4 separate regions of the Homo sapiens genome follow, and all the other regions are linked to region 1. A link is a contact called in ENCODE Hi-C or POLR2A ChIA-PET data. All regions are on one chromosome and are shown on one strand. The core of a region is the stretch at or near the end of the contact, and the rest is flanking DNA. Distances in the headings are between cores, read along the strand shown.

Region 1 (3,548 bases), core at 597-3,096:
AAAGTTGGGGGGCAGCTCCTGCCCCCAACTTGTGGGCAACTTTCTTCTCTTCTCTTTCCAACCCCACCTCCGTCAGACCCCCTGATTAGACACCAGGCAAGACGGGGCCAGGCGGGGAGCTCAGGGCCTCATTGCGAAAGTGGAAGTGTCCCATCTGTGGGGGGCGCAGGTGCAGGCCTCGAACATCTGCCTCAGGGCTGGGGGCAGGGCTGCCTGTCTCCTACCCCGGGTGGGGGGAGCCACCACCCTCACCCAGGGTGCTGTCCTGCTGCCTCACGGAGTGGGGGCTGTGCCCCCTGAGACCCTCAGTTCCCCGACTCTGAGACTCTCACTGCACACAGCTGGGGAATAGGCACTGACACAGACCAACCCCAGCCACATGCTCACGGTGGCCCCGGCCCATGTGGCGGCTCAGAGCCTCTGCTGTCTCCACTCCCGGAAACGCTGTAGGAGCTGACGCCGTTAGGATCGTGCACCCTGCACAAATGAGGAAACCAGGAGGGTCAGGGCCCCCAGGACCCTCACTGTGAATCCCACCCTGAGCCAGAGCACAGGGAACAGCAGGGGACGTGGGGACCGAATGATGGCACCAGGGGATGGGCCCCGGGCTGGCAGGAATGTCCCCTCCAGCCTCAGTCCTGGGGGCAGAACGGCCGACCACCCAGGGCAGGGGAGGCCCCGGGTGGGCCTGGCGTCTGGGAAGTTCCCCAGCAGGAACAAACACATCCCCACTGTAAGCTGGACACACACGCTGGCATGCAGCTTGTTGTCACCAACTCGAGAAAGACACTCGACTATTGGGACAGGGAGACCCGGGACACCTGGAGACCCTGCGGGGAAGGAGTCGGCTTTTACTCCTGCACGGCTTGAATTATTAACTGCGTGCAAACGTGACCTAAAACTCAAATCAAATCAAATCAAAATAGCACAGATGCCCGTGAGCCGGCCCTGGGTCTGCGGGCTCCACACCTCTGGCCTGTCTGAGGCCGGGAAACCTCCAGCCATGGCATCAGAAAAGCCACCGAACCAGGGCTGCAGGGCCGAAGGGTCACTGTCCCCTCCCAGGAAGCTCCTGCCCTCTGACAGTTGTCAGGGAGCTTTAGAAAGTGGCTTTTTTTCCCAGCATCTGGGATGTGCCTCACTCTCTCAGCCCAACGGCCGCTAGAAAGGGGTCCTAGGACTCTCCCTAGGGTCTAAGTAGTCCCAAGAGTGCTCTGAGGTGGCTTCTGGAATTTCCCAGACTGGAGAAGCCACCTACCCCCGACCCCCGCAAACTCCAGGCTGCTCACCGGAGGCGGCCGCTGGGGCGTGGGGTGAGGGTCTTTCTGAGGCACCCCCGGAGAGTGGGGGAGCCCTGCTGTCTCCACAGAGGGCCAGGAGCCCTGTGCACGAGGCCAAGCAGAGAGAGAGGGTTTCCTTCCCAGCAGGCGGGAGGTACTTTGAGGACAGGTCAGGTGCCCAAGAACCCCGGAGCAGGGGCTGAGGAGAGGCTGGTCAGAGGCCCCGCCTTGCTCAAGGGCACAGTCAGCAGACACAGGAACACGGGCAGGGTGGCCCCTGGAGCGGGGGCAAACTAAAAGGGGTGCTGGGGAAAGCTCGGCTGACTGAGGGCTAGCGGAGAGGGAGGACACCCCCAGATACCCCAGGCTGAAGGAAGGGCCAAGCCCTGGGGGGAAGATGGGTGGGCGGGACAGGCCAAGGGCTCTGGGCCAGGATGGAGCTGCCCTCAGGCCTGCACACCTGCCCTGGGGCCGAGGAAACACATGCCCAGTGGCCACGCTGTAGGGCTCAGGGTGGGTGGGACGTCACCAGAGCTGCCTGGGAGGAGGAAGTTGTTGGAAGGTCAAACCGGAATGGCCCGAGGGAAGGCCGCGCAGGGCAGGGCCCCAGATGGTTCCTGTCAGGGAAGTGGCGGGCGCAGCTGCAGGCCTCCGGCCCCGGCATTATCACGGGGACACAGCTGGCTGCCTCACCCGCAGGCTGCAGGGAGACCTTCCCCAGCCTGCAGCCCCAGGCCCGCCCCGCGTCACATGAGCCCCAGGGCTCCCACCCCCTCCCCAGGGCAGAGGACACCCAGTTGGTGGCCGGGAGGGCCTCGGCTTTCCAGGGACAGAGGCCCAACTCCAGGACGCCCCAGCTGGCCCAGCCCCTCCTCTTTCCCTCAAGGCTGCAGGAGGTCGGGAAAGGCAGTCCTGGTAGAGGCCTGTCCTGGGCTCCAGGTTGGCCCCTGAGGGTGGCCCTCCTCATGCCGGCTTCAAGACTGAGGGACAGGGCAGCCAGTTCAGCCTCGGGATCCACCTGTGGCTCCATGTCCCAGACGCACCCTGTGCTGGAGAGCGGCCTCCTGGCATCTGCCGGCTGCTCCGCACCCCGGGGTCCCAGGAAGGGCGGCCCAGGTAAGAGGCTCGAGGGGAAGGTGGTGGGGTGGGGGCAGAGAGCGGCAGCCGGTGCCGGGGCTGTGACTCCTTAGAGCTTCGCGGGGCCTGCCCAGCTTAGTTGACAGTGCCGGCACGGATGGCCGTGTTGACTCACCTCAGATATCAACAGGGCCACCCCACAGGCAGGTCCTGCACAGCTGGGGCAGGTGGGCTGGTGAGGGTTTGGCAGGTGCCAGCCAGGTGCCCCAGCCCCACCCAGAGGCAGATGCTGGAGGCCGGGCTGCTCAGCCCCGTCTAGGAGGGTGGGCTGTGTTCTCCTGGGGGTGGGAGGGCCGCAGCCGGGAAGTGATGGGGGGGTCCTAGAAAGAGAGCCCTCCTCCTCCTGGGATGCCCTCCGGGTGTGACACCTCACAGCAGGTTGGATGAGGAAACTGAGGCCAGAGGGGAGGGCACTGGCCCAAGACCCCGGTGAGGAGGAAATGGACCCAACCCTGGGCCCCTGTCCGAGGAACGATTCCAGCCAGGGCAGTGGGGGTTTACGGGGAACCTGGGCCTGCCCTTCTGGGGGCTTCGGGCTCTGGGGAGGGGTCCAGTCCAGCAGGACGCCAGCTATTGCTGATACCCCCCACCCGAGCCTGCGAAGTCCCAGGACAAGGATCCCCGGACGCTGGGGGCTGCAGCTGCAGGCTGGTGGCCCCGATTCCCAGTGGCCCTCGTGGCCACACTCCCAGCAGCCGTCGGAACCTTCAGGAGCTCACAGTCTCCCGTCTCGCGGGGCTCTCACTGAGGCCGTCAGGTCCAAGGTCTGACTGCACCCCTGACACTCACACACAGAACCCGGGACCGAGGGGTGTCCCCATCTCTGGAGACCACATTCCCTGAGCAGGTCCTGGCGGCGGCTGCCTGAGGCTGTTCCCACCTGCAGCTGCCCGTGGGGCCCCAGGGCCATCCCCCACAAGGGCCCCAGATGTGAGCAGGAACTTCCCAACCCCGGGTGCCCGGAATGCAAAGGCCGGACCTCACCACAGCCAGTGCTACTGTTCGTTTCTCCCGAATGGGTGACTCAGAGCCACCTTCAAGGCAGCACCAGCCCACTGGCCCTGGCATCTGCCATCCCGTCCTCTCTGGAGCGGCCCTGTCTATCCCCTGGCGCTGAGTGGCCTTGGGCCG
Region 2 (3,548 bases), core at 782-3,281, 450 kb before region 1:
CCTAACCCCTGAGAACCACTGATTTGTCCTCCATTTGAAAAATTTGTCATAAGAGTGTCATATAAATGGAGTCGTAGAAATGTAACCTTTTCGATTGGCCTTTTTGCTCAGCGTAATGTTCGCTCTGTTTTGTTGCTGAGTGGTCTCCGTGGTGTGGGTGGACTCAGCTTATTTATCCATGGTGAGAAACACACATTCACCCGTCCACACCCAAAGACTGGGCTTGGAGACACACAGAACAGCAGAAATGAGACTTTTTTCTTTCTCTCTCTTTTTTTTTTTTGAGACAGAGTTTTGCTCTTGTCACCCAGCCTGGAGTGCAGAGGTGTGATCTTGGCTTGCTGCAACCTCCGTCTCCTGGGTTCAAGTGATTCTCCTGCTTCAGTCTCCCGAGTAGCTGGGATTACAGGCATGCGCCACCACGCCTGGCTAATTTTGTATTTTTAGTACAGACGGGGTTTCTCCATGTTGGCCACGCTGGTCTCGAACTCCCAACCTCAGGTGATCTGCCTGACTCAAAGTGCTGGGATTATAGGTGTGAGCCACTGCGCCCAGCCAGGAAGCAAGATTTTTAATGGCAGTCTTGCAAGATCAGGTGCCTGGTAGGCAGGTACACCCGGGGCAGTCACAGCAGGTAGTTTATCTCCTCTAATGCAAGTCCCTCCCCCAGTTCCTCACTGGTCGAGTACTATGGGGTTACAATCTTCCCGGAGGTCGCCTGAGTTTCATTATCCCGTTGTACGCCGTCCCCTTACCCGCTTACAAGGTTGTACCCTGTCCTCTTACCCGCTTAAGTTTTGATTTCCCAATACTGAAACTTTCTTCCCATTTATGGGCTGACCCCTCTTCTACATTTTGTTCGCTTATTGTGACCTTCTAGGTGCACGAGCCGTGCGGTTTGTTACATCCGCAGGCTGGCTGCCATTGCGTAGATTTATCATGCCTGGAAAACGGACCATTTAAAACGTTTTCTTACACCATCGAAGCACATCTGGGCTGATTCCAGTTTCTGGTGCTTATGAATAAAACAGCTGTGAACAACTGAGTGGAGTTTATTGGACCATTTTTGACCTCTAGTAATGGTGGGCTCACATGTTTGAGTTGAGTTGGGTCAGGTGCTGAGTGCCTGCTGCTGCAGGCACCACCTTGTGCTTTCAGGTTAACTCTAACCACACATCTCATGCCTTCTCTGTGCATGTATTTGAAGTTACTGAAAAAGTATTTGTCAAGAAAGCCACAGCTCCGCACTAGTCTCTTAAAACCCATCCGTATGCTCCTGTACTCATGAAAGGAATGCACTGCGGGCCGTTCTGTGGGAAGCAGGGAAAAGACAGACCTGGCCCTGAGACAGGCTGGTGTGACTGCCGTTCGGAGCCCAGGGTTAATGGTGCTGGTTAGTCAGCCAGTGTCGGGGGCAGATGCCCATCGTCAGTGGCTCCCCTGTGGACCCTCCCACCCAGCCTAACGCGAATGAAAATCATTGTTTGCATAAGGTCATAGCTCTGGCTAGCAGCGTTTTGAGACCAAGGCCAGTGTAGGGACCTGTCTTTGCTAACATGGACTCCTGGGCTCTGAGGGTGTTGGGAAGGTGGCTCACGGGAGGGAGCTGAGGGGCCTGAGCTCACAGCTGTGAAACCACCGTGGCCCTTGGTTGTCTGAAGGAGCAGCGGTGTGGGGCAGCCACAGGCCTCGTGGTTTTTCTCTGCTGTCAGTTGGGGTTAGTCAGTGTGGACAGAAAGAATTGCTCATCTTAGCGGATTGAAGACTATGGTTAGCAAGCAGTTGTAGATCTCCTGATTGAAAAAAGTGATTATTGATGTGCTTTGATATAAAGAAAGAAAAAAAGAAAAAAGTGATTAAAGTGGGAGTGAATTAAACATTAATACAGTTGTGTCAGTCAGAGTCTCCTGAAACTTGTGATTCTCTTAGGGGAGAAAAGGGAGACTGTAATAAAAACATGAGCAATCTTGAACTTCCGTTCCTTTCCAAAAATAAGCATCAGGTCTGCCCAGCTTCCTTCCCAGGGAGGCTGTGATTCTGTTTCGGACGGTGCTCGTGGCTGTGACTGTTCGTCGAGAGCAGTGAGTAAAGCAGCTCTCATGCAACAAAGCGAGGGGAGAGCCCAGGGCGTTGAAAGAGGTGGGGTGCGATTGGGTCAGCGCGAATATCGTGTTATTACTTGACATATTGAAAAGTGTGTTTATTACTGACCCATAGTCGCACCTGTTAGTGGAGTCCGGTAGGATGCCTCAGTCCGTGGATGCCTTGTTTACCGATGAGACCAGGGTGGTTACTGTGTCCATCCCCTCAAATACCACTTCTTTTTGGTGATAACATCCAAGATCCTTTTTTTTAAAATTGCTTTTTTTAAAAGAAAAATTCTGTAAAAAAATTCTTTTAATGGTTTGGATATTCTTAGGGTCTCAGTCGCTCGCCCAGGTGGAGTGCAGTGGTGCCACCCTAACTGACTGCAGCCTTGAGCTTCTGTGCGGAAGTGATCCTCCCACCTCGGCCTCTTAAAGTTCTGGGATTATAGGTTTGGCCTAGAGCTCTTTCTTCTTAGGTAACTTTAACTTTTTACCCGTTGATTGTATTAAATAATTTTCTTTCCCTATCCCTAACGTGGCAAATAACCCACTTAAAGGGGTTGATGAGAGTAAGGAGTCCAGAGTGGTAAGAGCATTTAAAACCTCACATTGCTCCACCATTCAGAGAGAGCCGCCATTAGTACCTCCTGGGTTTCCTAACACAGAATGCGTGTAGCCGACTCCTTAGCACCTGGGTTATCATCTTGTCCTGTTGCCATTTCCATAGGTAGAAGCAACTCCCTGTTGTTTTAACTGGATTCTGGTTTTGGTTACCCCCACCCCTGCCCCAAGACATGGATGGGCAGTGGTCCTGTCATCACACACTGACCCTTCGTGTCTCACCCCCACCCCCAGACATGGACGGGTGATGGTCCCATCCCTGACTCCGTCATCACACACCGACCCTTCGTGTCTCACCCCCACCCCCAGACGTGGACGGGTGATGGTCCCATCCCTGACTCCGTCATCACACACCGACCCTTCGTGTCTCACCCCCGCCCCCAGACATGGACGGGTGATGGTCCCATCCCTGACTCCGTCATCACACACCGACCCTTCGTGTCTCACCCCCGCCCCCAGACATGGACGGGTGATGGTCCCATCCCTGACTCCGTCACCACACACCGACCCTTCGTGTCTCAGCCCCACCCCCAGACATGGACGGGTGATGGTCCCATCCCTGACTCCGTCATCACACACCGACCCTTCGTGTCTCACCCCCGCCCCCAGACATGGACGGGTGATGGTCCCATCCCTGACTCCGTCATCACACACCGACCCTTCGTGTCTCACCCCCACCCCCAGACATGGACGGGTGATGGTCCCATCCCTGACTCCGTCATCACACACCGACCCTTCGTGTCTCACCCCCACCCCCAGACATGGACGGGTGATGGTCCCATCCCTGACTCCGTCATCACACACCGACCCTTCGTGTCTCACCCCCACCCCCAGACATGG
Region 3 (3,548 bases), core at 516-3,015, 380 kb before region 1:
GACGCTGTGTCCGGTTTTTTTATACCAACTGCTGTGTCCGGTTTCCATTGGCTGGAACGGGACCTCACATTCTGTATTTGTCCCGATTGGCTAGCAACTTAGAACTTTTTAAAAGAGGCAAAGGCAGAGGAGAACAAAGGAAGGAGGAAGTAATTTGTGGAATGCTGAGAAAGGTAAAAACACCTTCAACTAAGGAAGAGGAACAGGCCGTGACCTAATGCTTGCTTCGACCAGTATAAGCATGCCAGGGCAGATACTTAGGCTAAATTGTGGGAGCTAAGAACATAAAGTACATTGATTTCTTTATTAAGGCTAGCAGATATTTAGGAATGTCAGCACAGGTCTTTGAATAAATGTTGCTTTTAAGAGAAGTTACTATTTATTTTTAATTAGATGGGGAGGAAAGTCTTTGAAGAGGAACTTCTACTTTTTACACAGCTGAGATGTGTGCTCCGCCCAGTATCTCTGGTGCTGGACACATGGGTTCAGTCACGTGGGATTGAGTCTTGTCCCTTCCGGCTTCAGTGCTGTTCACTTCATTCTGTAGCTGTGCAATTTAGGTTTGGGTCTAGATGGAACTTTCGTGCACTCTCTCCAGCTCAGGTTTTGGTTCTGCTTCCAGTCAGCAAGGACTGCGGGCTGTGCAAGGTGTCGTGAGGTTTCACTCAGGCAGACAGAGGAGCACTCTTCATCCCTAGCAGTGGGAGCTGCTTACGCTGAGATCCCGAAAAGCATATGTGCCGTTCAGTTTGTCCAGTGGTTGTTTCAGAAGGGGAAGAAGAAGGCAGTTGGTATTTCAGAAGAATAAAACAAAAATCCCCTAATCCACTCACATTTGTTAAGCCACATGTCAGATTGGGTAAATAATTGTATCTCATGTTGAAACTTGCATCTTTTACAAAACTTTCAGTGCATTTAATGAAACGTATCTGAGGAGCACTTGAGGGTTAGTCTTGCCCCCTCCCATAAATTCAGGGTCCTCCTGCCTGGAGCCACTCTCACAAGCCCCTGGCCGCCCATCCAGGGTGTTGCAAGGCTGTGCCAGCTCATACCCCATTGCTGCCCCGTCTGACCTTTACTGTCCCTCTGACAGGCATGCTGTTTTGAAGGTCTTATCTAGAGTGCGGATTTTTTTTGTTTGTTTTGTTTTTAAATGTTTAGGGTTAATTTTCCCAAGCTTAAATCTTTTTACTTTGTACTTCTCCCTTAGTCCTTAGAGACATTTATCTTTGTAACTTGTGATCCTTAAGCTTGAAAGTGATATTTCTGGGTGGTGATCTTCTACTGATTGGTGTTTCAGCAGGAGTGGAAGGTCTCCCTGAGCCTGTGTCCTTTGCTGGCAGTCCCACTGCCCTCAGAGCGGCATTCTCCCAGCAGGATGGGCCTCAGTGCTGCCTGCAGAGCCTTCTGGTGATGCGGATGTTCCTCTGCTGATTCTGTAGCATCATAACCAAAGAAGAAAACACTTGTTAATGGCTTGGGATATGTAAGTATGGAACATAAACAGGTGGACTGGCACAAACCCTAAGTTTCAAAGTTGAATGATGATGAAGACAGTCACCTGGCCTGAATGAGGCAGCTCATGCTCAGTGGTCTGTGCTGGCCCCCAGAGAAGTGCACAGCTGGAATGTGTCCCTGCAGCACCCCCCGCCCCCGGCGCTGTGATGGTTCTGTGTGTGCTGAGGCCAAGGAAGGCCTGTGTCACCCCGTTTCCTGCTGCTTGGGGCAGGCCCTCTGCGGGAGGAAGAAGGGGGATGTGCTGCTGGGGTTTCCTAAGGGGTGCGCAGAGGTGGTGGTTTAGGGTAGCTGAGCAGGGTTTCAGGCTTACAGGAAGAAGTACGGGCCTAGCCAGGGTGTCTGTAATTGGGTTGACAGGTTTCCACAATGAGAGTAGGAGGTGCCATTGCAGCAGGGGCTGGGGTGGGCTGATCCTGGAGCCCAGGGCTGCCCAGGTTTGGAGTCGTTCACTGTGTGAGTTGGATCGGATCCATCTGGATGTGAGAGACAAGGAGCCTCTCACCTGATGCAGAGCAGTGGCCAAGTCCCGACACAGGCTCAGTGCAGGGGCAAGAGACCGTGGATTCTGTTGAGGTTTGCAGGTCTTAACCACATGCAGAGAGGCTTCATGCAGAGAGGCTGTGACTGACCAGGTATCTGATTACTTGGATCTTTCTTGGAGGCTTAACAGGAGTTTTTAGTGAATCGAAATCTTTTCTTCTCCTCTTCCTCTCCATAGCCACATGACAGACACACACACCTGGAGTTTTGAAAGGGAGTCCACGTATGACAGATGAAGCTGCCTAGTGTTGACCATCGACGTTCTAGGTTCCGAACATACCATGAATTTCATCTCAGGTGCACTGGCTTCTAGAATGCTGTCATTCCCGACTTCATGCTTTCGTGCCATTTTAGTGGTGAAAGTAAATATTGGAACCACTGACATTGGCTAATGCACATAACAATAATCCATGGTTTTTTAATCTTTTAAATTTTGTAGGATTTGTGGTATATAGTTTCTCAGAATTTTGCTATGTGTAATTTAATGTCATTCATTATAAATGTTTATCAAGTGATGAAGATGGAAAAGTGGGCATGGTGATGTTCACCTGTAGTCCCAGCTACTTGGGAGACCAATTCGAGAGGATTGCCTGAACCCAGGAGTTTCAGGCCAGCTTGGGCAACATAGTGAAGCCCCATCCCTAATACAAAATAAGATAAGATAACATAGCCATAAAAATGAACGAGATCATGTCTTTTATGGGAACATGGATGGAGCTGGAGGCTATTAGCCTCAGCAAACTAACTCAGGAACAGAAAACCAAATACTACATGTTCTGACTTTACAAGTGGGATCTAAATGATAAGAACTTAAAAACACAGGGAAGGAAACACCAGACACGGGGGTCTACTTGAGGGGAGAGGGCGGGAGGAGGGAGAGGAGCAGAAAAGATAACTGTTGGGTACTGGGCTTAGTACTGGGTGATAGAATAACACGTACAACCTCCCCCCCCGCCCACTGCCGACATGTGTTTACTTATGTAGTACACCCTCACATGTGCCCCCGAACCTAAAAGTTAAAAAACATATAAACTATGTGATGCTGATTTTGGCATCCATGGCACTCTCTGTTCTTAGGGTTTTGTAGCTTTTACACAAGAATTGAATAAAAACTATCTTATCTTTCTGCATCACATAGAATGTAGTGTAGACTAAAATGCAAACATCTTCTGCTGGCTGTTGAGACTCAGATATGAAGACCGTTGAAAATGCCTCTTGTACAGTTACCCAGTTCCTGCTTCAGTGTGGAGAGGCAGAGAGGTGAACAGCCGGCTACCTTCGTGGTAAAAGAAGCTGAAATGAGCAGCTCTGTGCCATTAATAACAGTTTCGGCCAGCAGCCAAGGCTCAGAGTGTGGGATTAGCCTGAAGAATCAAGACTGCAGGGCCGGAACAAGGAGGTAGGCACAGTGAGGTCACAGTGCTGCCATCTGCATCCCGAAGCAGTGGGGGCCGAGGGGCTGCAGCAGACGTGTGCGCTGCTCCTTGGCG
Region 4 (3,548 bases), core at 358-2,857, 350 kb before region 1:
TAGATTCCTTGTGATTTTCGACATGGACACTTACACCATCTTCAGAGAGAGACAGTTTTATTCCATTTCTTCCTTTCTGCCCTGTATGCCATTCCATCTGCAGCCCTCAGCACGTCACTCTTGATCATGTCAGCCTTGAGTTCTTGGTAGTTGGCCTTTATCGTGTTGAGGATGTTTCTCCACACTCCTGTTTTCCTAGGAATTTTTATCGTGAGTTTTGAATTTTATCAAATGATTTTCTGTACCAGTTGTGATTATGTGGTGTTTCTTCTTTAGCTTGTTGGCATGCTGGGTGACGTTGACTGATTGATGGTTGAGCCAGCCTTACATATTTCGCTGTCATCAGAAGTGTAGGTGCCCTCTGCATTTCCAACCTCTGCATTCCCCACCTCTGCATTTCCAACCTCTGCATTCCCCACCTCTGCATTTCCCACCTCTGCATTCCCCACCTCTGCATTCCCCACCTCTGCATTCCCCCTCTGCATTCCCCACCTCTGCATTGCCCAGTGGACTTCTTGCTGTACCTGCTTTTCTCTGCGTCTCCGCCTGGTCGTGTGTCTGTGGAACCTCCTTAGTCCTGTCAGCCCCACGTGCAGATGTGCCCGGATGCCACCAGCAGCCCCTGGCGGGCAGGCTTTGTGTTAAGCCCCTTTCTTAGGAGATGCTTTGGGGCACTGCTCTGGGCCAAGCACTTTTTCATGCCCCGGTTGTGTTTTTTTGGTTTGGGGTTTGGGTTTTTTTCACACAGGGTCTTGCTCTGTCACCAAGGTTGGAGTGCAGTGGTGCAATCTTAGCTCACTGCAGCCTCGACCTCCTGGGCCCAAGGGGTCTTCCTGCCTCAGGCTCCCAAGGAGCTGGGATTACAGGTGCGTGCCACCTCGACTGATTAATTTTTTGATATTTTTGTAAAGATGAGGTTTCCCTACATTGCCCGGGTCTCAAACTCTTGGGCCCAAATGACCCCCCTGCCTTGGCCTCCTGAGTAGCTGGGACCACAGGGGTGAGCCACCGTGCCTGGCCCTATTTGTGTAATTTGGGGGTAGATTGAGCAGTGGGTGGGTGGTTGCTGAGTGGTGTGCACCTTCTGCAGCGGGGTGGGGGGGGCGGTGGCTGCGTCCCCTTCTGCAGACCGTCCTCCTCTGCATTCCCAGCAACGGTGCGTGACACCCCAGACCTTTCTAACCTTCCTCTTCCCTGCGTGTTTCTCTCTGCTGGTCACTTCCGTGTGTTTATTTCCACCCTCGCAAGCCTTGGAGGAAATCTGCTGAGTCACCCTCCATCTGCCGTCCCTGCCTTACGGCCATGATTATTTTTAGCTGTGCAATTGTACCTTTAACACACACGCCTGCTTTTCTTTGTCTTCATCACATTTAGTTTGTATCTTGGCGCCTTCTGTGTAAAAGAAGCATTTTCCTTGCTCCTCCTCCCCTTCGTCTTCACAGAGCTGTGTGTCTCCTTGTCAGGCTCCAAGCTCCCTGTTGCACTCTGCAGTGGGTGCCCTGCAGTGTGTATTGGGCATGGCTAGGCCTGCCCGACATGCTGGGAAGCCTGAAGCTGCTCCGTCGTCATGCTCATGCCCTTGAGGGTCCCAGTAGGGCCTAGCAGGGCGATGGGGCCCTCCTTCCTCTAGGAGGCCAAGACCCCTGAGAAGAACAGGTCCTGCAGCAAAAGGTCAGTGACACCTCTGAGGCCTTGCAAGGACATAGTGTGGCCTTTATCTCTGTCACCTTCTGAAAGACTGCTTCAGCTGAGAACCCAAACGTCCACCCAGTAAAAATGTACAACTTAGCAGACCACAAAGCAAACGCCTCCGCAGCCTTCACTTAGAACCCGTTTCACCGTCCCTTCCAATTCCATCCGCCAGGCAGCCATTTTCCACGCTTCGCGGATGTCTTGTCAACTAAGTATGCATCCCTAAGTACTGTAGTTGCTATTTTCAGAAATTTATGTAAATGTATCATGTATTTTGTCCCCAACATTATTACTCTGTGTGTGTGTGTGTGTGTGTGTGTGAGAGAGAGAGAGAGAGAGAGGAGAGGGGAGAGGGGAGAGGGTCTGGCTCTGACGCCCGGGCTGGAGTACAGTGGCATGATCTTGGCTTACCGCAGCCTCGACCTCCTGGGCTCAAGTGATCCTCCTGCCTTAGCCTCCCTGGTAGCTGAGACCGCCAGCATGCACCACAGTGCCCGGCTAATTTTTAAACTTTTCGTAGAGACAGGGTTCCTCAACATTATTTGTGAGATTGACTTACGTTGTGATGTGTTTGCCTCCTCTGCTGTGTAGTGTTCCACCCTCACATCCTAGTGGCACGCCGCAAACCCCACTGCTATGAAGCACTTCACGCGTGTCTCTTGTGTCTGTGCACCTGCTTTTCTTTTGGACGTGTATGTCCAGAATGGCATTGCTGGGCTATAGGGCATACTTGTGTTCAGTATGAGTAGAGATTGCCAGGTGCGTGAGTTGGCCCTGATGAGAGTGGACTAGTTTCCTTTGCTCCACCCCTTCACCAGTACTTGTGTGTACGAGTCAGGGTTCTCTAGAGGGACAGCACTAATAGGATAAATGTATATATGGAGGGGAGTTTATTGGGAGTATTGACTCACACAGTCATGAGGTGAAGTCCCACAATAGGCTGTTGGCAAGCTGAGGAGCCAGGAAGCCAGTCCGAGTCCCCAAACCTCAAAAGTCGGGAAGCCAACAGCGCAGCTTTCAGTCTGTGGCCGAAGGCCCAAGAACCCCTGGCAAACCACTGGTGTAGGTCCAAGAACCCAAAAGCTGAAGCACTTGGAGTCTGATGTTCGAGGGCAGGAAGTATCCAGCATGGAAGAAAGATGGAGGCTGGAAGACTCAGCCAGTCCAGTGCTTCCGCAGATCTGCCGTGCTGGCAGCTGATGAGATCATGCCCCCCCAGATGGAGGGTTCGTCGGCCTCTCCCCGTCCACTGACTCAATGTGAATCTCCTTTGGCAGCTTCCTCAAGATGCTCCCAGGAACAGTTACACATCCTTTAGTCCAGTCAAGTTGAAACTCAGTAGTAACCCTCACACTTACCTTGGTTTTAGTTTGCATTTTCTTGATGACTAACGAAGCTGAGAACTTTGCGCCCACGTGCCGCCCTCCTGGCTTTTTCCCTCTTCTGTGAGGCACCCACGTCGCCCCGACTGCTGTGTCCGTGCTCCTGTCGGGTGGTCCGTGTTCCGGAGCACGGGGCTCCTGTATGTTCCACAGCCCAGTGACCAAGCATGTGTCTGAGGGGCAAAGCAGAGGCCAGTAATGCTGAACGCGCTCTCGGTGCTGCCACCCCCCGCCGTGATAACAGAAAATGTGAGTGGAAACAGGGCTGCAGTAGAGAGCGTTGTGCCGTGGGGCACTTTGGGAGGCCGAGGCCGGCAGATCATGAGGTCAAGAGATGGAGACCACCCTGGCCAACATGGTGAAACCCTGTCTCTACCAAAAATACAAAAAGTAGCTGGGCACACTGGGGGTTTGGTTTGAACCTGTGAATTTTGGGGTGCAGGGGAGGGGCCGACACAAACATTCAAACCGTAG

What was found. Hi-C counts contacts between places; a loop is a spot of excess contacts on that map. ChIA-PET counts read pairs that join two places held with the same protein, here RNA polymerase II (POLR2A). Pooled maps may share reads with other maps.
Region 2: a pooled map shows a loop between it and region 1 (2.9-fold over the local background). The contact joins the enhancer-like site here to the promoter of CBFA2T3 in region 1. A Hi-C loop is called at or near these places in 1 of 168 maps with a recorded cell type or tissue (Right ventricle myocardium inferior), 3 of 37 single-sample maps with no recorded cell type and 4 of 50 pooled maps.
Region 3: a map with no recorded cell type shows a loop between it and region 1 (9-fold over the local background). The contact joins the enhancer-like site here to the promoter of CBFA2T3 in region 1. A Hi-C loop is called at or near these places in 8 of 37 single-sample maps with no recorded cell type and 4 of 50 pooled maps. POLR2A ChIA-PET finds 5 or more read pairs at or near these places in 1 of 52 experiments (T-cell).
Region 4: a loop to region 1 is called in a map with no recorded cell type, with 3 times the contacts of the local background. The contact joins the enhancer-like site here to the promoter of CBFA2T3 in region 1. A Hi-C loop is called at or near these places in 3 of 37 single-sample maps with no recorded cell type and 2 of 50 pooled maps.

What each region holds. Positions count from the first base shown.
Region 1 is chr16:88,975,505-88,979,052 of GRCh38, reverse strand. It overlaps CBFA2T3 (CBFA2/RUNX1 partner transcriptional co-repressor 3), which reads left to right and starts at 1,846. Exons shown (of 12, transcript NM_005187.6): 1 at 1,846-2,396. The coding sequence starts at 2,246. RefSeq lists enhancers at 1,425-1,474, 3,315-3,524, 3,177-3,548.
Region 2 is chr16:89,421,177-89,424,724 of GRCh38, reverse strand. All of the region lies in intron 1 of ANKRD11 (ankyrin repeat domain containing 11), which reads left to right. Among named protein-coding and RNA genes, the nearest start is that of ANKRD11, 68 kb to the left of the region's middle. RefSeq lists enhancers at 1,308-1,407, 994-1,494. Within about 2 kb of position 2,031, at least 14 of the 41 ENCODE cell types and tissues checked have a DNase peak (open chromatin) inside an H3K27ac peak, as active enhancers do.
Region 3 is chr16:89,359,433-89,362,980 of GRCh38, reverse strand. All of the region lies in intron 2 of ANKRD11 (ankyrin repeat domain containing 11), which reads left to right. The region is part of intron 1 of LOC128462377; the gene reads left to right. Among named protein-coding and RNA genes, the nearest start is that of ANKRD11, 130 kb to the left of the region's middle. RefSeq lists enhancers at 679-748, 1,259-1,822, 1,829-1,908, 732-1,931, 1,979-2,068. Within about 2 kb of position 1,765, at least 16 of the 41 ENCODE cell types and tissues checked have a DNase peak (open chromatin) inside an H3K27ac peak, as active enhancers do.
Region 4 is chr16:89,323,935-89,327,482 of GRCh38, reverse strand. The region is part of intron 2 of ANKRD11 (ankyrin repeat domain containing 11); the gene reads left to right. The region is part of intron 1 of LOC128462377; the gene reads left to right. LOC100287036 (a long non-coding RNA gene) reads right to left here. Exons shown (of 4, transcript NR_168302.1): 4 at 2,566-3,247. Among named protein-coding and RNA genes, the nearest start is that of ZNF778, 110 kb to the right of the region's middle. RefSeq lists enhancers at 1,269-1,388, 1,429-1,548, 570-1,769, 3,482-3,548. Within about 2 kb of position 1,607, at least 28 of the 41 ENCODE cell types and tissues checked have a DNase peak (open chromatin) inside an H3K27ac peak, as active enhancers do.